7 separate regions of the Homo sapiens genome follow, and all the other regions are linked to region 3. A link is a contact called in ENCODE Hi-C or POLR2A ChIA-PET data. All regions are on one chromosome and are shown on one strand. The core of a region is the stretch at or near the end of the contact, and the rest is flanking DNA. Distances in the headings are between cores, read along the strand shown.

Region 1 (2,700 bases), core at 123-2,622, 1.1 Mb before region 3:
GCAGGTCTGGTCAACAAACCCTTCCCAGGTGCCCACTCTGGGCCAGGACACTGGTCTGCCCTTTGCTCCTCGCTGTCCATCTACCTGTTCCAGGGCTGCCCAGCCAGGTCACCGGGGTCCCTCTGCCCAGCTTGCCCGGAAGCTGCACGTCTCCAGTGGGTCAGCACTGACGTCAGCAAGACTGGCCGGGCGTGGAGCCCGCCACCTCCGGAACCACCAATTAATTAACTTTTTCAAATTAATTTCCCAAGCAAAATTCCATAATTACATCTGTCTCCATCAGCCCAAGCTGGGCAGGCAAGAGGACCCTGCAATGAGATGGAATGTGGTGTAAGGGGGTGGCCATAACAGCCCTGGGACCAGGTCAGAGAGGCCACTGGGGGTTAGGTTTTACCACAGTTGGGCACTGGCCTGGCATCCTTATGGATGCTATCTGGGAAAGGAGGGGGCTGAGAGACCAGAGCATTCCAGCAAGGAGGTGGGGGCTCTGGGAGACCCATGGCCGGCCCAGCTCATCCCGGTGCCCCCATCCCCCACCCCGGTGCCCCTAAACCACAGCGGGTCTTGGCATGGCCCAGTAGCAGCACAAGCACCGCGAGGCTGAGGAGGCCGCGGCTGCGGCGTTCTAATTTCCCAAAGGGGCTGAGATTAATTAGCTCACACACAGGCGCAGAGAGGGAGAGGAGAGTGGGAGCAGGAGCGGGCAGCGTCAGGCGAGGAGCTGGCTGGCACTCCCCCCTGCCCGCCCAGCAGGCAGTTGGCGGCCTTGACAGCCTGGGTGCTCTGAAGGTCAGTGGCCAAGCTGGCTGAGCCAGCAGATTGGCACCATCTCCTTCCCAGAATCCTCAAGACCAAGGCTGGGGTACAGTGACCAGGAGGATAGTCTGGGGGGAAGGGCTCCGCTGTCACCACACTCTATCAGTTCTGTGCCATGTGCTCTGTCCACATCATCTTGTTTGATGGTCACAGCAACCCACAGAGGTAGGCATCATGATTCTCCCATTTTGCAGATGAGGACACTGAGGCTCAGAGCTGAGTGGGGCACTGGTGTGGGTCAAGGTCAAGCAAGTGTGGACAGTGGAGGTGAGGCTGAAAAGAAGGCTGGCCCAACTCTAGAGCCCACACTTCTTCCCCTGGACCCCTGTGCAGGTGTCAGGGCTACAGGAGCTCTGGGCCTGGGGGACTGGAACACCAGTCACAAAGCTCCTAAGTGTGTCTGTCTGCGGGGAATGAACTTACCCCTGCCTCAGAGAGCACGCAGGGCAGACTCGCACAGTCATTTCACAGATGAAGAAACTGAGACCAGAAAGGGGAAATGATCTGAGGCTGGGACTAGCCTCTAGTAAAGTCAACCCGATGAAGTGACCTTTAGTGAGCCCTGACCCAGGGCCATGCAGCGCCTGGTGCTAAGTGACACACGGACCACGGGATGGGGGGTCATTGTGGCTATGTCCCTGTATACCAAAGAGGAAGTGCCAGCTCAAGGGCACTTGCTCAACTCCTCCCTGCAGGGTGCCCAGGAGAGGGAAATGGAGCCCCTGGGGAGGGGGTGGAGGAGGTGCGCAACCCTGACCAGGCCCCGAGGCAGCTTCCACAGGCCTAACCATGGAGTTTCCCAGAACCTGTCTGCAGGAAGAACCCAGAAACCCCAAGGGGCATCCATCTGCTCCTCAGGGGATCCCCCACCCACCCATCCACCCTCCTCCCTGGAGTTAAGGGGTTAGGTTAGCAGTTCCAATGCTCTTAGGTTCAAACCTGGAAAGTGCCTTGAGATAGCAGAGGGACCTAGGAGAGTTAAGGAGCTGGGCATGGGGGAGGGGGCTGGCTCAACTAGGAACACTACACATCTTGTGTGTAATGGGGCGAGGGGAGCCCCTCATCTCAGAGACACAGGCTCAGGCCATGCCAGGGTCCAAGTGGGGCTTTGGAGTCAGGATTCCTCTCCTAGCTCTGCAGCCTCCAGCCTAGGTGACCTCAGACAGGTTGCTGACCCTCGCTGAGCCCAACCCCTAGCCAGTGAAATGCAGCCGCTGACAGCCCCCACCTCGTCAGGTCCTGGAGAGGACCTATGTGAAGGGGTCAGTGTAGCGTCCACATGCAGTAGGTGCTCAACTAAGGATAGCCATGTTGTTGTTTTTACTGTCCACATCTGCCAGCATAAGTGTGAACGTCACGGACAAGTCAGGCCAGGCGTGTTGGGTAACCCAGGTCATGGCCCTGGTTCTCTCACCATTTGCTTTTGAGCTCTGAGGCAATCCTTCATGCCTCAGTTTCCCCAGCCCCAAATACAAAGCATTCCCCGTCTAGCCTGCAGGACCATGGGGGGATGGACATGTGGTAGAAGCCTGAAGGTTACAACGAGGGTAGCACCCCACTGGCCAGGCTTGCATCTCCTCTTCTGCCCAAAGGAAGAAGGCCTACCTACACTTCTAGACAGCCTTTCCTCCTACCTCCCTCGCCCTCAGCCCTGCCAGCTCATGTCGGCTCTTCTTAGATCTCCCACAGCCCTGACAGCCCTGCCACAAAGGCACATCCCAAGCCTCTCGCCACCCTGCAAAGGCTCCATTTGCCACCTGGAAGTCCCTGCTCAAGTCTAACATATAGCCTTGCTGTGTGAGCATAGGGGGTGGGAGACAGAGAAAGCCTTGAAACTACAGTCGGCTCTCTCTGCTCCCTCTGATATTAGGAAGCCTCCAGGAT
Region 2 (2,700 bases), core at 62-2,561, 1.1 Mb before region 3:
CAAGGCTGGGAAAGGAGGGAGGGAGGGGCCGCGGGGCACCGTGGTGGTGGGGGAGATACTTTGATGGAAAAAAAAGGTCAAACTTCATCAGCCCGCCGGGCACCCCGCGGGCAGCGGGGGCGAGGAGCCGGAGGAAAAATGCAGAAGTAGCCGCCGCTTCTTCCAAGTGGTGGGGGAGGCTCAGCCACGCGTGGTCGAGGGCGCCCAGAGCAGTTAACGTCGCCCCTCAACACAGGGCTGCGAGCGGGGTCTGATGGGGGGAGTGCGCGCCAGAGATCTACAAGCAGCCGCCCCCGCAGGCTGAGCGCCCGCCCAACGCCAAGAGGTGAGGACCCCGGGCGCCCGCTGCCCCAGCGCCCGCGAACTGGAGTAGTGGGGGGGAGGGGGGCGGCACCCCGCAAGGAGCGTCCCAGCCCCACTCCACGGCGCCCAAGCCGCCGTCCCAGACCCTAAAACCCCTCTTTTTGTCTGAACTCAGTGATCTGCGACCGAGCATACTGCGGCTTAGGGAGGCTTGGGTATAGCAGCGGCCACCAAGCGATCACCGGCGCTAGGTCTCCCAGGCTCCGGGGCTCCGCGGCTTACGGTGCGGGCGCCCCCCGCCCCTCCCAAATACGGACCCCTCCTTCCCCGTCCCCGGCTCTCCGCACCTGAACTTCGGGGGAACCCGCGCAGCCAAACTTTCCGCCGACTTGCAGCGAACTCCGGCCCCGGCCGCGCACCGAACCCCGGGGGAGGAGAGGGAGGTAGGCGGGGAAGGGGAGGGGGCCGGCCTCCGGGGGGGGTCGAGGGAGGGCCGTGGCCCGACACCTACCGGCTCTCCGAGTCGTCCAAGCCGCCACCGCCGCCGTCGCCGCGAGGCCGAGGGGGAGGGGCGGGGCAGGGAGCTGCGCTCCGCTCTGGGCACCACCGCCGCGGTGCGCTCCGCTCCAGCCGCCAGCAGTGCCCGGGTCCGGAGCCCGAGTCGCGCCGCCGCGGCTGGCCCGAGGCGGGGAGGGGGGGGAGCCTGCAGCACCTGCCCCTCCTCCCCCTCCCCGCGGCCCAAATTAAAAAACAACAAAAAGCAACTAATCACCCCCGAGCTGAGCGCGGCTCGCGGGCGGAGGGCTCAGCGTGCGGCGCCCGGACTCAGCAGGCGGCGCGCATGGCTGGGCGCGGGCTGGGCAGGGCTGGGACGCGGGGCCCGGCTTCAGGGGATAAGGCTCTGCCGCTCTTCTCGCTCGGCTCGGGCGTCTGCTCTTGCCGCCAGTGCCGCCTCTGCTGCCGCCGCCTCTACATCCCCGCTCAGGCTCAGCCGCCTCTGCCGCCGCCGCCGCGCGCCCGCCCGGGCAGGAGCTATGAACGCTGCCCGGGGGCTGCCGGCAAAACCCGGACCGGACTCGCCGCTCCCTCCTCCCCCCAACCCCCTCCACCTCGGCTCCCCTCCCTCCTCCCGCCGCCTCCCTCCCAGCGCAGCTCGGGCCACTTGGACGCCGCGGGCTCTGAGGCCGGAGCTGCAGCCGCTGCGCCTCGAGCTCCCCGCGCCCTGACGCGGTCCACCCAGGCTCAGCTCCCTTGCGCGCCCCGTCTTCGCCTATTTCCCGCAACTTTACAAAAAAAAAAAAAAAAGGACGACCTCCCCGCTTTGGTGAGGCGGTCTGGGTTTAGAGACGCACCTCCGGGGAAATCTGCTATCTTTCTGCCCCCTCTAGAGCGGGGCCAGAAGCTTCGAGGACCGGGAGGGAGAATTTGGCCGCGCCCCCCAGCTCAGGTGCGCGGCGGGCCAGAGATTCCTAGTCGAGGGTCCTGGGAGGTAGACGCGTGTTCCAAGACCCCACCCTTCCAAGAGCTCCTTAATGGATTCAGTGGGCACTAGGGCCCCGGGAGAAAAGGGGCGGAGATTCCCGTTCCCATTTCTCAGGTGAGGAAACTGATCCGAGAAAGGATATTTTATCTCTCAGGCAGGCATCAGCCTCAACTCTTGAGTCCCGGGGCTAAAACGACTACGTACATTTGGTGCCCTGAGACCATGGCCTACGCACTCAAAACCCGAAACAATGCTTGGAACAGCAGCGCTCAATAGGTACTGATTGAAAGACAGAAGGAAAACTCAGCCTTGCCAGAGTAGGCGCCCAGTGGGGACAGAGTTGGGCCCGCATATCCCGCTTTCACTCCATCAGTGGCCTCCATATGCCCATCTTAGGCTAATTAATCCTGCTGCTGCAGATGTCTTCACCTCACGTACCCATGGTGCAAGCCCCGGGCTCATATAATCCCAACTGCATATAATCCCAAAGTGGAAGTTTTCTCCAATTCTTTGGGATTCGTGGGGGCGGATTTGTGCAAGGCCGACCTTCCTCTGCGAGGCGAAGAAAACGCAGTCCCCAGACCCAAGCAGGGGAGGGAGAGGGGGAGGGCGGTTGGGGAAGTCAGCCTAGGGTTAAACGTTACAGCCTGAGATCGATTGGGGCCCAGATAACAGGGAGTTAACTGTGGCGATCCGGGCGCCTGCAGCCACAGGCGCGGCCTCGGTGGGAGAAGCGAAACTGTCTCCCACCTCGCTGCTTCCTCTCCTCTGCTCTGCGCAGCCTGGCTGTCTCCGAGGCTGGCGCGAGGGCTTATGGAGCATGGATCTCCTGGCAGCAGCAGCTGGTGCCCACCTTCCACGCCTTCTATATGTGGCCTTGGGGCCTTGACCCAGCCGGGGTGGGGTGGGGGGAG
Region 3 (2,700 bases), core at 189-2,688:
CCCCTTTGGCCTCCCAAAGTGCTGGGATTACAGCCGTGGGCCACTGCACCAGGCCCTTCATTCACTTCTATCTGCACTGTCACCACCCTAATGTAAGCGAAAATCATCTCTCACATGATAATGAAGCAGCCAAAATGGTCTCTGGGCTTCTCCTGTACTCTCTCCAGTCCACACCAGGGCTCTAAACCCTTTAAACTACCCACTGTTCTTGAAAGAAACCAAACTTCTGAATCTGGCTTAAAAGACCCTACATGACCTCTTCCCCTGCTGCTCCCTCAAACCACTCTCCCCGTCCCTGACCTTGTGCCAGCACACTGGCGTTTCTGTAGTTCTCAACTGTATTCTGTTTCCTCCTGACAAACTCTTAATCATCCTTTGGGTCTCATTTCAGAGCTGGGTCCCCGCCATACACTCTCAGAGCACCCTGAAGTACTTAAGCATTTGTGTAATTATTTTATTACAAAAAGTATAAAATCACAAACTTAAAAACCCAATCGACTATAAGCTCCATAAGGGTAAGTACTGTCATCTGTTTGGTTCACCTCTGTATCCCCAGGAAAACAGGGTCCAGCACACGGTCTGGGCTCAATATTTGAACCCAGACGAGGTGAGGGGGGACAAAGTAGCCACCTAAAAATCCTAACTCAAAAAGATAAAGTTCTAACCGTATGTGGATGCCCATTTTGTTTCAACTCTCTCCACCCCCATTCTCAACGGCTCAGGCCAAATCATACATGGGACCAGATACCTCAGGTCTCCAAGCTCAGGCAGCCCCCGCTGTCTTCCACCCCATAAAGTTCTAAGTCCAAAGTGAGCCCGTCCTAGCTCTGGGGCGAGAGAAAACAGGCCTCTTTCGCCCCTGCAGGTGAGGGTCCCGGACCGCCCGGAGGCAGGTTCCTCATCCAGACCTACTGGCCAGGACTCCTCCACACTATTCCGTGCAGCCATGACGCACGCAGACCGCAGCACTTCGTCAGCGAAGAAGCCGCTGAGCGCGAGGCGCTTCTTCGCGGCTTCTCAAGCACCGTTCAAACCGCGCGTCGGGCCCAAGTGCCTAGCTTCGAGTCGCAAAGCCTCAGATGTCCACCCTATTCAAGGAGAATGGACTGAAAAGACGACGACCCCGGTCCTCTCTCTTTAAGAACCACCCCCATTCGAGCCTGACGGGGGCTCTCAGTAAACTCGCGAGAGCCACCGGCTTCCGCCCGCTTCCTCCTCTCGCCTTGCCGGGCCGGAAGAAAGGTGGCACCTCCCACCCCCCAGCCTTACCTCACAAGGCGGCGCGGACCCAGCTGCAGCCAATCGGCGGGCTCATTGTAGGCTGCGGGGCAGAGAGCCAATGAGAAGTCGCGGCGGACGCCCAGCTTCTCCTCACTCGCACCGGCCCCCTCCCTTCCGCCTGCCGCCTTCCACTCCGCCCCTGGCGGAGGAAGTGATGTCACAGGCCCCATGTGAGCGGATTGCAACACATGCAGCTGCCTGGAGAGAGGGAGCCGGTGTCCTACGTCAGAGCCGCCGCCGCCGCGGAGCCGCCGCCGGGGAGGAGCAGCCGCTGCCGCCCAGGACTGGGCCCTTAGGTAAGGCACAGGGAGGGAAAGGCCGGTGACCTTTGTGGCGAGCTGCACCGGACGGGAGGAGAGGGCCTCTGGGGGATGGCGAGGAAGGGGGCCGCTCTGCCCCAGCGGCGGCGCTAACTCTGTGGTCTTGGTGTCTCCGGGCCCCGCCGGGCCGCTCTAGGGAGGAGGAGGCGAGAAGATGGCGGACGACCCCAGTGCTGCCGACAGGAACGTGGAGATCTGGAAGATCAAGAAGCTCATTAAGAGCTTGGAGGCGGCCCGCGGGTGAGCGCCGCGTCCGGCACCCTCCGTGCCCTCTTGGTTCCCGGACCCCTCAGGATGGACGCCCCCGCGCCGCATGGCCGGATGAGGAGAACCAGGCACTAGCCAACTCCCGCCTTCTGGATCTCTGGGTAGTAGCCCCTGACCCAGGGGCGAGGGTCGGCGCGGTTGGCCCGAGAAGGGGTCCTTTCCCCGCATGGGGGTAAGGGGCCCGCGCTCCCCGGTTTAGATCACTCGGCCCCCCTCGTGGTAGGCCACCGCTACTTTTGCACCTCTCCCGGGCCCTTAAGTCCAGGTCCTCCCTCTTCGGGCTCCAGGTGCTGCCACCCGACTCGGGTGCTATTGTGGCAAAGTGTTCGGCCTTCCTTTCCCAGGGCCCTTCCCTGATTTCCTCTTCTCCCTTCATTTCTCAGCCAGGCCTCATTAAAATGGCCTCTCCCTTCTGGGCTTCTGAGACCCGGGTGGGTGAAGTTTGGATGGGACGGGAAGCAGAGGTGGCCAGGGACAGCTTCTTTCTGATTCCTGATTTCTCTGGGTCTTCCACCTGTCCCAAGATGACTTCTCCCAAGTCCTCTAATTACCCCGGAGCTTCCTGGTTTTAGCTGTTCCAGGACCCACCTATAAACTGAAAATGCCAACGTACGCGCGATGTGAGGGGTGCTGGGTAGGTTTTGGTTAATGAATCTGCATGTGTATGTCCAGGAGAAATACGGGTTAGGGGGCCGTTTGATAGGAATCATAACTACAGAGTCCCTGCTGGCATTTCTCTGAAACTTGTGGGGATATCGCTGTAGAGAGGCGCCTGATGTGCTTGATGCTTGTTGAGTGAGATTCATAATTGAATTAAATGGGCTTTGAGTCT
Region 4 (2,700 bases), core at 125-2,624, 1.0 Mb before region 3:
CTTTAAAGAGCAAAGAAATCCTTTTTAATACAAAATCTAGTAAAACCCCTTCCCAGTTAAGAGTCTCGGTAAACATATCACCTAATAGCGTCAAGTCCATTTTGCGAAGAGGCTGTGAAAGGAACTTTTGTATAATTTCTCTGGTGGTTTTCAATGTTCAGGTTTCTACCTCTACCTTTGCCAATGTACAGCTTTTCTATTAGATCCAATCCTGCAAAACGGAAGTGTTAGTTTCTAACTACATACAGCAACCTCAAGGAATAAAATGATTCTCCCTCTACTTCCCTCCTCCCTCATTAAGTCACCTTTTTTTTTTCTTCTGAACTTCCAACTCTTAACAGTTTCTGGACAAGCAGGGTGGACCGATGTGTGCTGCCACCCAAGAGGTAAGTGAACTCAGGATATACTTGTGGATCGGGCAAAACGGCTTCCTCTGTCAGCCCGAGCTCAGGCGGTTTTGTGGAGGGAGCTAGGGCAGGTGTGGGAGGAGGGAACAGAAATGGGGCGAGAAGCCCTTTCGACCTCTGTCGAAGGGGCCGCCCAACGCCCCAGCGCCCCCCTCGGCCCCAACCCCGCCATCCTGGCCCGACAATGGCCCTCAAGTGCAGCGGCAGTCCCAGACTGGAGAGAAGCCCTAAGAGTCCACACCATGCGGGCCTGGAAGGGCAGCCGGGGAGGAACGCTGAGGCCGCGAGAGCACCTCCGGCCTAAGCGCGGGCTGCGCGCCGGGGCCTCCACGGGCGCCATCACTGGGAGTGGGGTATGGAGGCCGCCCCGAGGGGCCAGCACCGGCAGCAAGATCCAAGGAGGCCGCGAGCCCGACGGAGACTACGGCGGGAAGTGCAGGCCGCAGCCTGCTCAGCTGGCCAGCAGCGCAGCCGACCTCCGGCCGCTTACCTTGTGGATTCTCTTCAGAGCCATGGTGGGAGGCGGGTGGCGGCGGCCCCCGGGGCGGGGACGGGGGCGGGGAAGGGACGGGGAAGGGGCTAGGGAGCCTGAGGCCGCCTCGGCGATCTCGGTCGGCAGGAGAAGATGGAGAGTTGAGGAAAGCGGGTCCGGCGGGACGGGCTGAGGGCCGGGGCCCACTCAGCTCCTGGGCCTGCCGCAGCGGTCACCGCATCACCCGGCGGCGGCCCCTTTATTCGCCGCCGCCCTAGCCGCCACCGCCGCCGCCGCCGTAGCTGCCTCTTCCTCCCAGGATCAGCGCCGCCTCCTAAACCGCCGCAGATCCCTCCGCCAGAAAGCAAAAGCCCAAGCCTCGGGCTCGGCCGGCCTCTCTTGGTCGGACAGCCGGAGGGATTGCCTGTCTTCCTCCCTGCTGCAGGTGGACCGAGGGACGCGCGGGCGGGCGGGCTGCGCCGCCGGGGTGGGGCCGTCGGAGCACGGGGTGGGCCCGACCGAGGGGCAGGTCGGGAGGCGCGGGGATTGGCGGGCCAGGGGAGGGAGGGCCGAGCCGCGCCGGCGGCGGAGGGATACGGGCCGCCCCTGTGAGTAAGCTACGCACCGCCGTCGCCGCCACGGCCCCGGAGGGCGTGACGCTGCGAAGCCCTGGGCGGAGATCTCGCGAGATCTAGAGCGCGAGTTCTGCAGGCTCCAGCGCCGCGACCGTTGACTTCATTGCTGATGGAAACCCACGCGCGTGTCACAAAAGATCAATAAATATTAAAAGGCGAATGTTGTCCAGATCTCACGACCGTCCCCGTACTAGTCCCGGGAGGAGGCACTTAGGCCCACTGCAGCGCTCCTGAAGGAGGAAGGGACTTGGCCAAGGTCACAGAGCTCTTCTGAAGTCCTGGGACTTAGCACATCTCTTTCCAGAGGCCGCGTGGCTACAGCTCGGGCACCTGCCACGAGGGAGATGTCTCATAGCCGCTCGGGTTGCAGTGAGATTGGCCTTCCGGACCAAGGCCCCAGATGGAGAGGATTTGAATGTTGTGTTCTCAGCCACTGGCATGTATGTGTGCCTTCGAGGTGTCCAGACTCTGCTCAGCTTAGTGAATTGCAAATTGTTACAAGCAAGCACTGTACCAGCTGCGTCAGAAAAAAAATCACAGTGTGTGCCCCAAATAGTTAAAACCAACGGCTGGGCGCGGTGACTCACCCCTGTAATCTCAGCACTTTGGGAGGCTGAGGCTGGCGCATCACCTGAGGTCAAGAGTTCGAGACCAGCCTGGCCAACATGGTGAAACCCCATCTCTACTAAAAATACAAAAATTAGGCCGGGCACGGTCACTCACGCCTGTAATCCCAGCACTTTGGGAGGCCAAGGCAGGCGGATCACGAGGTCAGGAATTCGAGACCAGCCTGGCCAACACAGTGAAACCCCTTCTGTACTAAATATACAAAAATTACCCGGGCATGGTGGCAGGCGCCTGTAGTCCCAGCTACTCGGGAGGCTGAGGCAGGAGAATCGCTTGAATCCGGGAGGCGGAGGTTGCCGTGAGCCGAGATCACGCCAGTTCACTCCAGCCTAGGCAACAGCAAGAATGCGTCTCAAAAAAAAAAAAAAAAAATAGCCGAGAGTGGTGGCAGGTTCCTGTAAACCCAGCTACTGGGGAGGCTGAGGCAGGAGAATCGCTGGAACCCAGGAGGCAGAGGTTGCAGTGAGCCGAGAGCACGCCATTGCACTCCAGCCTGGGCGACGAGCAAAACTCCATCTCCAAAAAAAAAAAAAAAACCAACCTCGTGCTCCAGATACCC
Region 5 (2,700 bases), core at 94-2,593, 1.6 Mb before region 3:
ATTTCCAAAGCCGCAATTCGCAAACGTCAGTTGGGCGGGGGCGGTGGGGGATCTTGAAGTAATCCAAAAATTTCCTTTCCCCTTTGACAGTCCACCAAAAGATGTCAAACCAAATCCAGCCTATTGTAAAGCTCTGGGACCTCCCTTCCAAGGACACCGAACACAAGCTTAGACACCGCTGCGAAAAGCTGTCCAAAAGCGCCTGGCCGGACAGAAATGTAAGGAGCCCAGGCCAAAACGAATTAGAACCCCCAACAGAGGGTCCCGCAGACACCGCGGAAAAGAAGGTGGCATTTATTCCGGGGTAGACAGCTACGAACCAGTTACCCCAGCCAGTCTCTGGGGGCTCTCCAACCCAAGTTCAGGTTTATGGCAGATATATTGGTTGGGTGCCTTCCCCTACAAACATCACAGCCCGCCTCCGGGGCCCACCGCCGCTCACAGAGAAGACCCCTCAGCTTCACATCCGTTCCTTTTGCCCTCGGACAAAGGCAGAGGAGCTGTGGAGCTGACCCAGCGCTGTGGGGCAGTAAAAATGCCTTGTTCGGGCCACCCATCTTTGGGCCCGGCTTCATCTGCGATGTCAGCACCAAAGGTTTTTTTTTTTTTTTTCCTGGTTTTGTTTTGTTTTTACAACGCATCCTGGGCGGGTGTATGCATTTGGTGGTAGTGGGGTGGGGGGAACCGAACAGAGGAGGGGTTGGCAGTGAAGCCTGGGTTATAGAACTCTCCTTCCTCTCCCTCCTTCCAGGGTTGCCGTGCAGGGAGTGTCAGCCACGTCTAGCGCACAGTCCCAGGCCCCAGGGCGAAGGCGGCCAGGGGAAATGGGGCTCAGGGATTGCTAAGCAAACGCATCACTGGTGGTCTCCAGCGCCTGCGGAGGTAGGATCGCCTCTTTTCTTAAGGGGCGTGTTATTTTGTTCTCTTTTGAAAGTAGGAGGGGGTTCATTCGTTTCTCGCTGCGGGGGGTGGGAGAGAACGTTGCTGCACCGCCTGGGTCTCCAAGAGGGAGGGTGCGGGGATGTCTGCAATGGTACTATAATTATTCCTGGGCTGAGAGAGCAAGTAAAGGGGACGGGGCGAGCGTCACCTGGAGCTGTGGCAGTGGCAGCAGGGAAGGTCGCGAGGGGCTTACCCGGGCGGGCGGGCGCTGTCCTGCCGCAGGTGAGGGAGGGCGCAGGCTGGCGGGAGGGAGGGCGCGCGCGAGACAGGCGCGAGGAAGGGGGGAGGGGAGGAGGGCGCGCGCGCGCACACCTGTCCTGGACAGCGGCGCTAGCCGAGCTGCGCCTCACTTAGGCTCTGCGGGCTGAGGAGGAAGGAGGGCGGGCTGGCGGGCGGGGGCGGGACGCCGAGGGGAGGAGGAGGAGGCGGCTCGGATGGCTGGCTCGGCTCTCGCTCGCTCTCCCTCCCATGGGCAAGTCCGGCTCACACCCTGCTTCTCCCGCTCACTCACAGCCCCCTTGGCTCTCCCTCCTCCTCCTCCTTCCCCTGCGGGATCCGCTCGCCGCCGCCGCCGCCGCCGCAGACGGCAAGTCGTGGCAGCCAGACGTCGGCGCGTAACCCGGCGCTCCGTGCGTGACTCCAGGCGACGTCAGCGCGCGCTCCGCGTTCCCCACCCCTCCTCCCAACTCCGTGGCTCGCGCCCTTCGCTCTCGCGTCCCTCCGTTTTAGCTGCCGCCGCGGCGGCCGCCGAGCGCGCTCTTTCCGCCCCCTTCTCGCGCGTGAGCGCGCCCTATCGGCTCCTGGCGCGTCAACATTCCGCGGGCCAGGCCTTGGGGCGCGTCTGAGGAGGGGGATGTCTGTGGCCTCTCCGCCCACACTTCCTCCACCCACCGCCCACAGCGCCCCAGAAGGACCTATTACTCGTTTGGCTTCTGAAGGCCGAAGCCAGGCTCTGGCGGGGATAGAACCCTGAAGGGCCTGCGCCAGCTCCAACTTAGGGCCCTGTGCGTCGTTGCGACTTCTGCTACCACCCTATCACGCGGCACCCCCGCCCCAACTCCGCCCGGGTCTCTGAAGAGGCAATAGGCCTTTCATCTCCGGGGAAAGTCTCACCTTGGCCCTCAGACACCCGCCAAGAGGGGTCGGAAGGACAGAATTAGCATAGAGAAGAGTGGCTAGAGCACTTTTCAGGCTCTGGCCCCAGGAATCCTTGACAGGAAGCGTGGGGTTGCTGCCCAGCCTCCCACGCAGTGTAATATGTTGAAGCCGGGCCCCTTTGAGGGAATGCGACTTCCTTGGGCCGAGGGGGAAAGGGTAAAAGTTAATTTTCATAAAATGCTATGCAAGGGCTAAATGTGAAATTATAAAATGTCCTTTAAGACAGTCTTCTTGAAATCGTATCAAGTTTGACAAGATTTTTGGTGCACGGTAACGCTTTTGCTCGCTTTCTACGCTGTCACGTCTCCATCCTGCAACACTGAATACGTAGATGGAACGTGGATCAGCTAATAACTGCAGCAAAATAAAAACTGCATTTATCATCTTTATCATTATTTAAATAGACCTCCGAGAAGTCAAACTGTGATTTAGGAAAACTTAATCATTGCCTCAACCTATTTAACTATTTTGTTTTGAAGTTACTTTGCAAATATACCACAAAATCCCTCTTTGTTAGGCAGTGGTAGACTTTTAAACTCACTTGTTAGAGAATCTTTCCCAGAAGCATATCTAGTTGAGCCTGCGAGGCAAGTAGGACTA
Region 6 (2,700 bases), core at 178-2,677, 1.6 Mb before region 3:
AAGTCACTCTGAAACCTCTGAAGGGCAAAGTGTTGTGGACGCTATAATCTCCCTGCATACTGAGGGGGGCATAGCTCCCAACCAGTCATTAAATCCCGTCAAATGAGATACTCGAAAATGAGCTGCCCTTGGGTGGGTCCTTTCATAAAAAGGAATTTTTAAAAATCTGCTAACATGGTTACTCCACAAAGTTTACATGTATCATATTGTATAAATCTATAAATATGTACAATTATTTTTTGTTTAATTTCTAAAAATTTGCCAACAATGGCTGAAAAAGGCACCTGGCTGCCTGAGCCCCTACCCTTGTCGGTTACAAGTATTTCATAAGCAGGGTTTGAGGAATCCCATCAGAGAAGAGTGTTGTCACCTTTTTGCCGGAATGTCACACCAACTTCCTCAGTGTTCCCCTCACACCAACTTCCTCAGTGTTCCCCCTACCCCAATCTAGCCAACGTTTCAATGGCTCCCCACAGCACACAGTGCCTCTCAGGTGGGCACTCAAGGGTCCTTTCCTAATCCTCCCTAACCTAATTCTCCAAACTTTTTTTCCCCCAAAACAGCCCAGCAGACGGTCCAGTCAGTCCCCAAATCGTTTTTCCTCATGGTCTCCTTCCCCAGGGGTCCTCCCCTCCTTCTCTCCCCCCTGCAACCTCCACTGCTACCGGGAGATTAGTTCCCACCCGTCAGGACCCCGCTCAGATTTCACTTCCTCCAACAGGTCCGCTCAGATCCCAATCCACGGCTCTCAACAGCAGCCGGGATTCCTTTCCCCCGCAACGCCTTCTCTGAACACCCCGGCCTCCGAGCGCCGGCTTTGCGTTCCCTAGTTACTTCCAGTCACTAGTTACTTCCGCTCCGCTCCCACCCGCGGGACTCGCGACCTGCCCCCTGCCCCCGGCTGGCCCAGCTCGGAATAGGCAGAGCAGCGCCTCAGAAATCGCAGCCCAAGGCGAAGAAATCCAGAAGCCTCCCGCGGACGTCCCCCGGGACGGGGTGTGGCGAGCCCCGCTCCGAGCCCGCCGACTCCTCGTGAGACGAGAACCGCAGCGACGCGGAGACCCTGTGAGTCCACCGCCGAGACGCGCGGCGCGGCGACCAGGAGCCCCAGAGTAGCCGCGGGGCGCCGGGAGGGATCCAGCTGGCGGCAGCAGCTTCCCTGCCTCCCTGCCCCTCCCCAGGGGCTGCGCGAACCCCTGCCTGAGCCAGGCCAGCCCGGGTGCCCCCCAGTTCTCAGGGCGCTCCCCAGGGAGCCCGGGGACGCGCCCTGTCCGTGCCTGATCCCCGCCCTGGTCCCAGCTGGGTCGGGCCAGGTCCGCTGCACCTCACCTCTCCTCTCCACGAACCGACTGGATAACGGTCGGGTCTGAACCTGAGGAGCCCGGACCAGCCCGCAGTAGACTTGCCGCACCTGTCTCAGAGCAAGTGAGGAGCAGCCGGGCGCCTGACGTCACGGCCGCTCCCAGCGCCGCGAACCGGGAGTCACCTGATCACCCTGGCAACGCGCGCGGCGCGGGGCGAGGCGAGGCTTGCGTCACAGCACGAGCCCCGCCCCCAACTGCTCGGCCTCCAAGCGCCGCCGGAAGCGCTCTCTTGCAGTCGGCGCAGTCGGGAGGCGGGGTCGGTCTCCGACTTCCCAACGTGGGCCTCCCAGCTGCGCTGGATACTTAGGACTCCCACAGGCGTCCCCCTCAGATTGGATTGGTTCTCCGAGACTCCACCCGATACCCCAACTCCGCTAGTTCAGGCGCCTGGGAGGCAAGACCAGCGTCCATGCGGAACCCTGCTCAGTGCGTGGCATGAGGGGTCGGCTGTGGGCTGCTGCCTCCTCGTGTCTTGTTGGTCCAGACCCAACTAGGGTTGGGGGCTTACTTCCCGAGCTGTACCTGAGCGGAATGGGGCTGAGGCTGATAACTGGATTGCTCTCTGGCTACTTTTCCCCATAAACCTTGCAACAAGTAGTCCCGCCAGTACTTTAGAGTGTAATGAGACTTCATTCACATCAGGAGGGGGAAGGGGGACAGAATCTTCTGTCCTGAAGGTTTCCTTCTTCTGTTCCAACAGGAAGAGAAGTTACCGAAAAGCTCCCAGAGCAAGGCCTAGAATGAGCTTGCAAGTCCTACTTGCAAAAAATTTTTTATTTTTCATTTTAGAAATTGATTTTCTCTCCATATTCCTCCCCTTGCTTGCTATTAGGTTGGTGCAAAAGTAATTGTGGTTTTTGCATTTTTTTTTTAAATGGCAAAAACAGCAATTACTTTTGCACCACTCTAATATAAGTATATGCCTACAACTTTTGTTACTCTCTAGGCTTCCCAGATAAGACTATCAGCTTCGAAATGAAAATTTAACATCCCCTGGAGGTCTCAGTGTGAGAGTCACTGCCTATTTCACACCTTCACTATTTGCTGACTTTCATTTCAGTTTTACTCTCCTCATCCCTGCACTGCCAAGAAGGTTTCATATGTATTGAAACCTTCCCTCTCAAGAGTTTAGGATCTTAGACCAAGAAGTTAGTTTATAGTCAACTTCTTGTGAGCATCTTTTAGTGTCAGGCAATGGGCCATGGGCAGATTGAGATGTGGTTCTCGAAGATCAAACGTGTATGGGTGGTATGTCTCACATAAGTACAACTTGTACTGTTTATTATGACTTAATCATTGTATTTAAGTGGCACTTTTTAATTTTCACACTTAAAGA
Region 7 (2,700 bases), core at 129-2,628, 1.2 Mb before region 3:
CGGCATAGCTGGGATTACAGGCACCCGCCACAAGGACTGGCTAATTTTTGTATTTTATTAGAGACAGGGTTTTCCCATGTTGGCTAGGCTGGTCTCAAACTCCTGACCTCAAGTGATCCACCTGCCTTGGCCTCCAAAAATGCTGGGATTAAAGGTGTGAGCCACCGCACCCGGCCAAGAGAGTGATTTTGGATAAGGTGGTCAGGGACTTTGTCTCTGAGGTGTCATTTGAGCTGAGACCTGAAGAATGCAGAGCCAACCATGCTAAGAGGTAGGCAAAGGGTGTTCCACAGAGCAGAAACAGCAAGTGCAAAGATCCTGAGGCAGGAAGAGCTTGCTCTGTGGGGAGGCTGGAGTGGCTGGAGCAGAAGGAGCAGGGAGGAAAGAGGCATGGCTACTGGGGGTCCTCAAGGACCTTGGGAGAAGTCTGGCTTGAATTCCAAGGGCTGTAGAAAACCATCAGAGGTGCTGGGTGCGGTGGCTCATGCCTGTAATCCCAGCACTTTGGGAGGCTGAGGCGGGTGGATCACCTGAGGTGGGGAGTTTGAGACCAGCCTGACCAACATGGAGAAACCCTGTCTCTACTAAAAATACAAAAGTAGCTGGGCGTGGTGACGCATGCCTGTAATCCCAGCTACTCAGGAGGCTGAGGCAGGAGAATCGCTCGAACCCGGAAGGCAGAGGTTGCAGGAAGCCGGGATCAAGCCATTGCACTCCAGCCTGGGCAACAAGAGCGAAACTCCGTCTCAAAAAAAAAACAAAAAACAAACAAACAAACAAAAAAACAAAAAAAAAAAAATCAGAGGTTTTCATCAGGTGTGCTTGATTTACACGGTAATTGCTCATTAAAGGCTTGCTGTTATCACTATGAATGATAATATGAAGCCCAGAGAGGAACAGCAATGCCCAAGGTCACAAAGTTCCCATCCCACAGTCCCTTCCTCCTTTCTCCCTCCCCTAAGTAGCCATGTGGATCAGCCCCAAGCTGGTGGGTAGGAGGTGAGGGTGGCTTCCCCTCTCATTCCCTCTCCTTCCCTCCGGCCATTTCCCGTGCTCCTGGTGCCCGCGCCCCAATTAGCCGGCAAGGCTGACGGCCTCAGCTTCGAATGACAGACACCTCCTGTCACCCCCTGACGGGCAAGGAGATTAACTCAGAGCAGCGCCAGCTCGAAGGGACGACAGGAAGGGGCGGAAGGGGGAGGGGACGACCAGACCTCCCCCGACCAAGGTCCCCTAGCGCCTTGGAAGGAAGTGTGTGAGGGTGGAGGGGGTTCTTCCCCCAAGAGCCGAGTGCTGGCAGGCTGGGAAGGACCACCTCAGCCTCCTGATTGGCTGCTCCCGGTTGGGGCCACTGCCCCAACTTCCATCCTTAGCTCCTCTGAGGGCAGAGAGTATGTTTGTGAATGCTTCACAGTGGCGCCCTCGGCACTGGGGGGGGTGGACCGACAGGAAACTCAGAAAAGGAGAGACTGGTCCAAAGGTCACACCGATGGGCTAGAATTTGAGCTGAGACTACCTGACGCCAAAGCCAAGCTTCTAACCACTGTACTTTATCACCCCTCTCTGTAGGAGGGGACTCAGCTCATGCCACTCAAGAATTTACAACCTACTTTGGGGCTGTGTGATACAAGCCCCCAGAAAGGGAAATTAACACAGCAGTTGTAGGCATAGACACTGAGCACCAAGCTGGGGGTCAGAATTCCAGGTAACTCTCCAGGAGGGTGGGGCCAAAAGAGGAGGGTACCGCATGGAAGCCAGCGCCCTGGAGGAGAGTAGCTGGGCCTCAAAACACAGGCATGGCTGGTCAGGAGAGGGCAAGAGGAAGGCTCTCCGATTCCAGGCAGAGGAGAAGTGCATGGACAAAGGCTTGAAGGTGAAATGGGCAAGGCATGCACTATCTGGTCAGACCTTCAGGCTGCAAATGACAAAAAGCCAACACACACTGGCTTAAGCAAAATTGGACCCTACTGGCTCGTTCTAAGGCTCAAGTAGAAGAGTGTTTGGCTTCAAGTTTAAAAGGGTCAGTATCCCTTTGCTGGCTTCATTCATGGGTAGCTCTCCTCAAAAGGTAGGTGGCCCCAGATTCCCACACTACCAGATCAGAGAACCCCTACTTCTTCCCAGTAATTTTTTTTTTTTTTGAGACGGAGTCTCGCTCTGTCTCCCAGGCTGGAGTGCAGTGGCACAATCTCGGCTCACTGCAACCTCCACCCCTCCAAGTTTAAGCAATTCTCTGCCTTAGCCTCCGGAGTAGCTGGGATTACAGGCGCAGGCCACCACGCCCGGCTAATTTTTTGTATTTTTAGTAGAGACGGGGTTTCACCATGTTGGCCAGGCTGGTCTTGAACTCCTGACCTCGTGATCCACCCGCCTTGGCCTCCCAAAGTGCTGGGATTACAGGCGAGAACCACCGCGCCCGGCCTCTTCCCAGTATTTCTAACCAAACCTTGGGATTCAGCCTGATTGGTCAGGCCCAAGTCACATGTCCATCTCTGAACCAATCACTGTGGTCAGGGAGGATGAGTTAGCTGCTTGGCTTAGTCCCTCAGCACCAGGGGTAGGTAGAGTCCCTCTAGAGCCTTAAGGCTGGTGGCAGAGGTGAAAGGTAGTCCTTCCAGAGGAGGGTGGGCACTGGGGGCCTGTCAACACCAGGGTGCCCTAGTCCCAGGGCTGGATTCTAGACCCTGGATGACCCCTCCA

Evidence for each region. A loop is a pair of places that touch in the nucleus more often than their neighbours do. ChIA-PET counts read pairs that join two places held with the same protein, here RNA polymerase II (POLR2A). Pooled maps may share reads with other maps.
Region 1: a pooled map shows a loop between it and region 3 (4-fold over the local background). The contact joins the enhancer-like site here to the promoter of ETF1 in region 3. A Hi-C loop is called at or near these places in 1 of 37 single-sample maps with no recorded cell type and 4 of 50 pooled maps. POLR2A ChIA-PET finds 5 or more read pairs at or near these places in 1 of 52 experiments (A549).
Region 2: a pooled map shows a loop between it and region 3 (4-fold over the local background). The contact joins the promoter of CXXC5 here to the promoter of ETF1 in region 3. A Hi-C loop is called at or near these places in 1 of 37 single-sample maps with no recorded cell type and 4 of 50 pooled maps. POLR2A ChIA-PET finds 5 or more read pairs at or near these places in 1 of 52 experiments (B cell).
Region 4: a map of CD8-positive, alpha-beta T cell shows a loop between it and region 3 (20-fold over the local background). The contact joins the promoter of UBE2D2 here to the promoter of ETF1 in region 3. A Hi-C loop is called at or near these places in 4 of 168 maps with a recorded cell type or tissue (CD8-positive, alpha-beta T cell and naive thymus-derived CD4-positive, alpha-beta T cell), 2 of 37 single-sample maps with no recorded cell type and 14 of 50 pooled maps. POLR2A ChIA-PET finds 5 or more read pairs at or near these places in 2 of 52 experiments (CD4-positive, alpha-beta memory T cell and WTC11).
Region 5: a map of B cell shows a loop between it and region 3 (5-fold over the local background). The contact joins the promoter of MALINC1 here to the promoter of ETF1 in region 3. A Hi-C loop is called at or near these places in 1 of 168 maps with a recorded cell type or tissue (B cell), 2 of 37 single-sample maps with no recorded cell type and 8 of 50 pooled maps.
Region 6: a loop to region 3 is called in a map of naive thymus-derived CD4-positive, alpha-beta T cell, with 30 times the contacts of the local background. The contact joins the promoter of CYSTM1 here to the promoter of ETF1 in region 3. A Hi-C loop is called at or near these places in 1 of 168 maps with a recorded cell type or tissue (naive thymus-derived CD4-positive, alpha-beta T cell), 1 of 37 single-sample maps with no recorded cell type and 9 of 50 pooled maps. POLR2A ChIA-PET finds 5 or more read pairs at or near these places in 1 of 52 experiments (activated B cell).
Region 7: POLR2A ChIA-PET joins it to region 3 with 10 read pairs in activated naive CD4-positive, alpha-beta T cell. The contact joins the enhancer-like site here to the promoter of ETF1 in region 3. A Hi-C loop is called at or near these places in 1 of 50 pooled maps. POLR2A ChIA-PET finds 5 or more read pairs at or near these places in 4 of 52 experiments (GM12878, WTC11, activated T-cell and 1 more).

The regions. Positions count from the first base shown.
Region 1 is chr5:139,663,188-139,665,887 of GRCh38, reverse strand. The region is part of intron 1 of CXXC5 (CXXC finger protein 5); the gene reads right to left. Among named protein-coding and RNA genes, the nearest start is that of CXXC5-AS1, 15 kb to the right of the region's middle. Within about 2 kb of position 1,372, at least 19 of the 41 ENCODE cell types and tissues checked have a DNase peak (open chromatin) inside an H3K27ac peak, as active enhancers do.
Region 2 is chr5:139,646,960-139,649,659 of GRCh38, reverse strand. CXXC5 (CXXC finger protein 5) reads right to left here and starts at 1,311. Exons shown (of 3, transcript NM_016463.9): 1 at 815-1,311. It overlaps CXXC5-AS1 (CXXC5 antisense RNA 1), which reads left to right. Exons shown (of 2, transcript NR_149086.1): 1 at 1-325; 2 at 479-661. RefSeq lists silencers at 1-53, 254-1,383.
Region 3 is chr5:138,541,974-138,544,673 of GRCh38, reverse strand. It overlaps ETF1 (eukaryotic translation termination factor 1), which reads left to right and starts at 1,438. Exons shown (of 11, transcript NM_004730.4): 1 at 1,438-1,577; 2 at 1,738-1,841. The coding sequence starts at 1,756. RefSeq lists enhancers at 207-996, 878-1,277, 997-1,786, 728-1,927 and a silencer at 1,568-1,617.
Region 4 is chr5:139,560,013-139,562,712 of GRCh38, reverse strand. It overlaps UBE2D2 (ubiquitin conjugating enzyme E2 D2), which reads right to left and starts at 1,374. Exons shown (of 7, transcript NM_003339.3): 1 at 898-1,374. The coding sequence starts at 921. RefSeq lists enhancers at 209-328, 419-468, 1,629-1,798 and a silencer at 939-1,598.
Region 5 is chr5:140,106,655-140,109,354 of GRCh38, reverse strand. MALINC1 (mitosis associated long intergenic non-coding RNA 1) reads left to right here and starts at 1,343. Exons shown (of 4, transcript NR_102741.1): 1 at 1,343-1,946. It overlaps LOC124900193, which reads left to right and starts at 86. Exons shown (of 4, transcript XM_047417990.1): 1 at 86-1,571. The coding sequence starts at 370. The coding sequence ends at 1,296. RefSeq lists enhancers at 532-1,033, 2,144-2,243 and silencers at 1,184-1,443, 1,454-1,513, 1,544-1,613.
Region 6 is chr5:140,173,915-140,176,614 of GRCh38, reverse strand. CYSTM1 (cysteine rich transmembrane module containing 1) reads right to left here and starts at 1,427. Exons shown (of 3, transcript NM_032412.4): 1 at 1,330-1,427. RefSeq lists a silencer at 1,040-1,329 and an enhancer at 1,620-1,849.
Region 7 is chr5:139,699,956-139,702,655 of GRCh38, reverse strand. No RefSeq gene overlaps it. Among named protein-coding and RNA genes, the nearest start is that of PSD2-AS1, 45 kb to the left of the region's middle. RefSeq lists enhancers at 622-1,446, 1,540-1,619, 1,447-2,272. Within about 2 kb of position 1,378, at least 4 of the 41 ENCODE cell types and tissues checked have a DNase peak (open chromatin) inside an H3K27ac peak, as active enhancers do.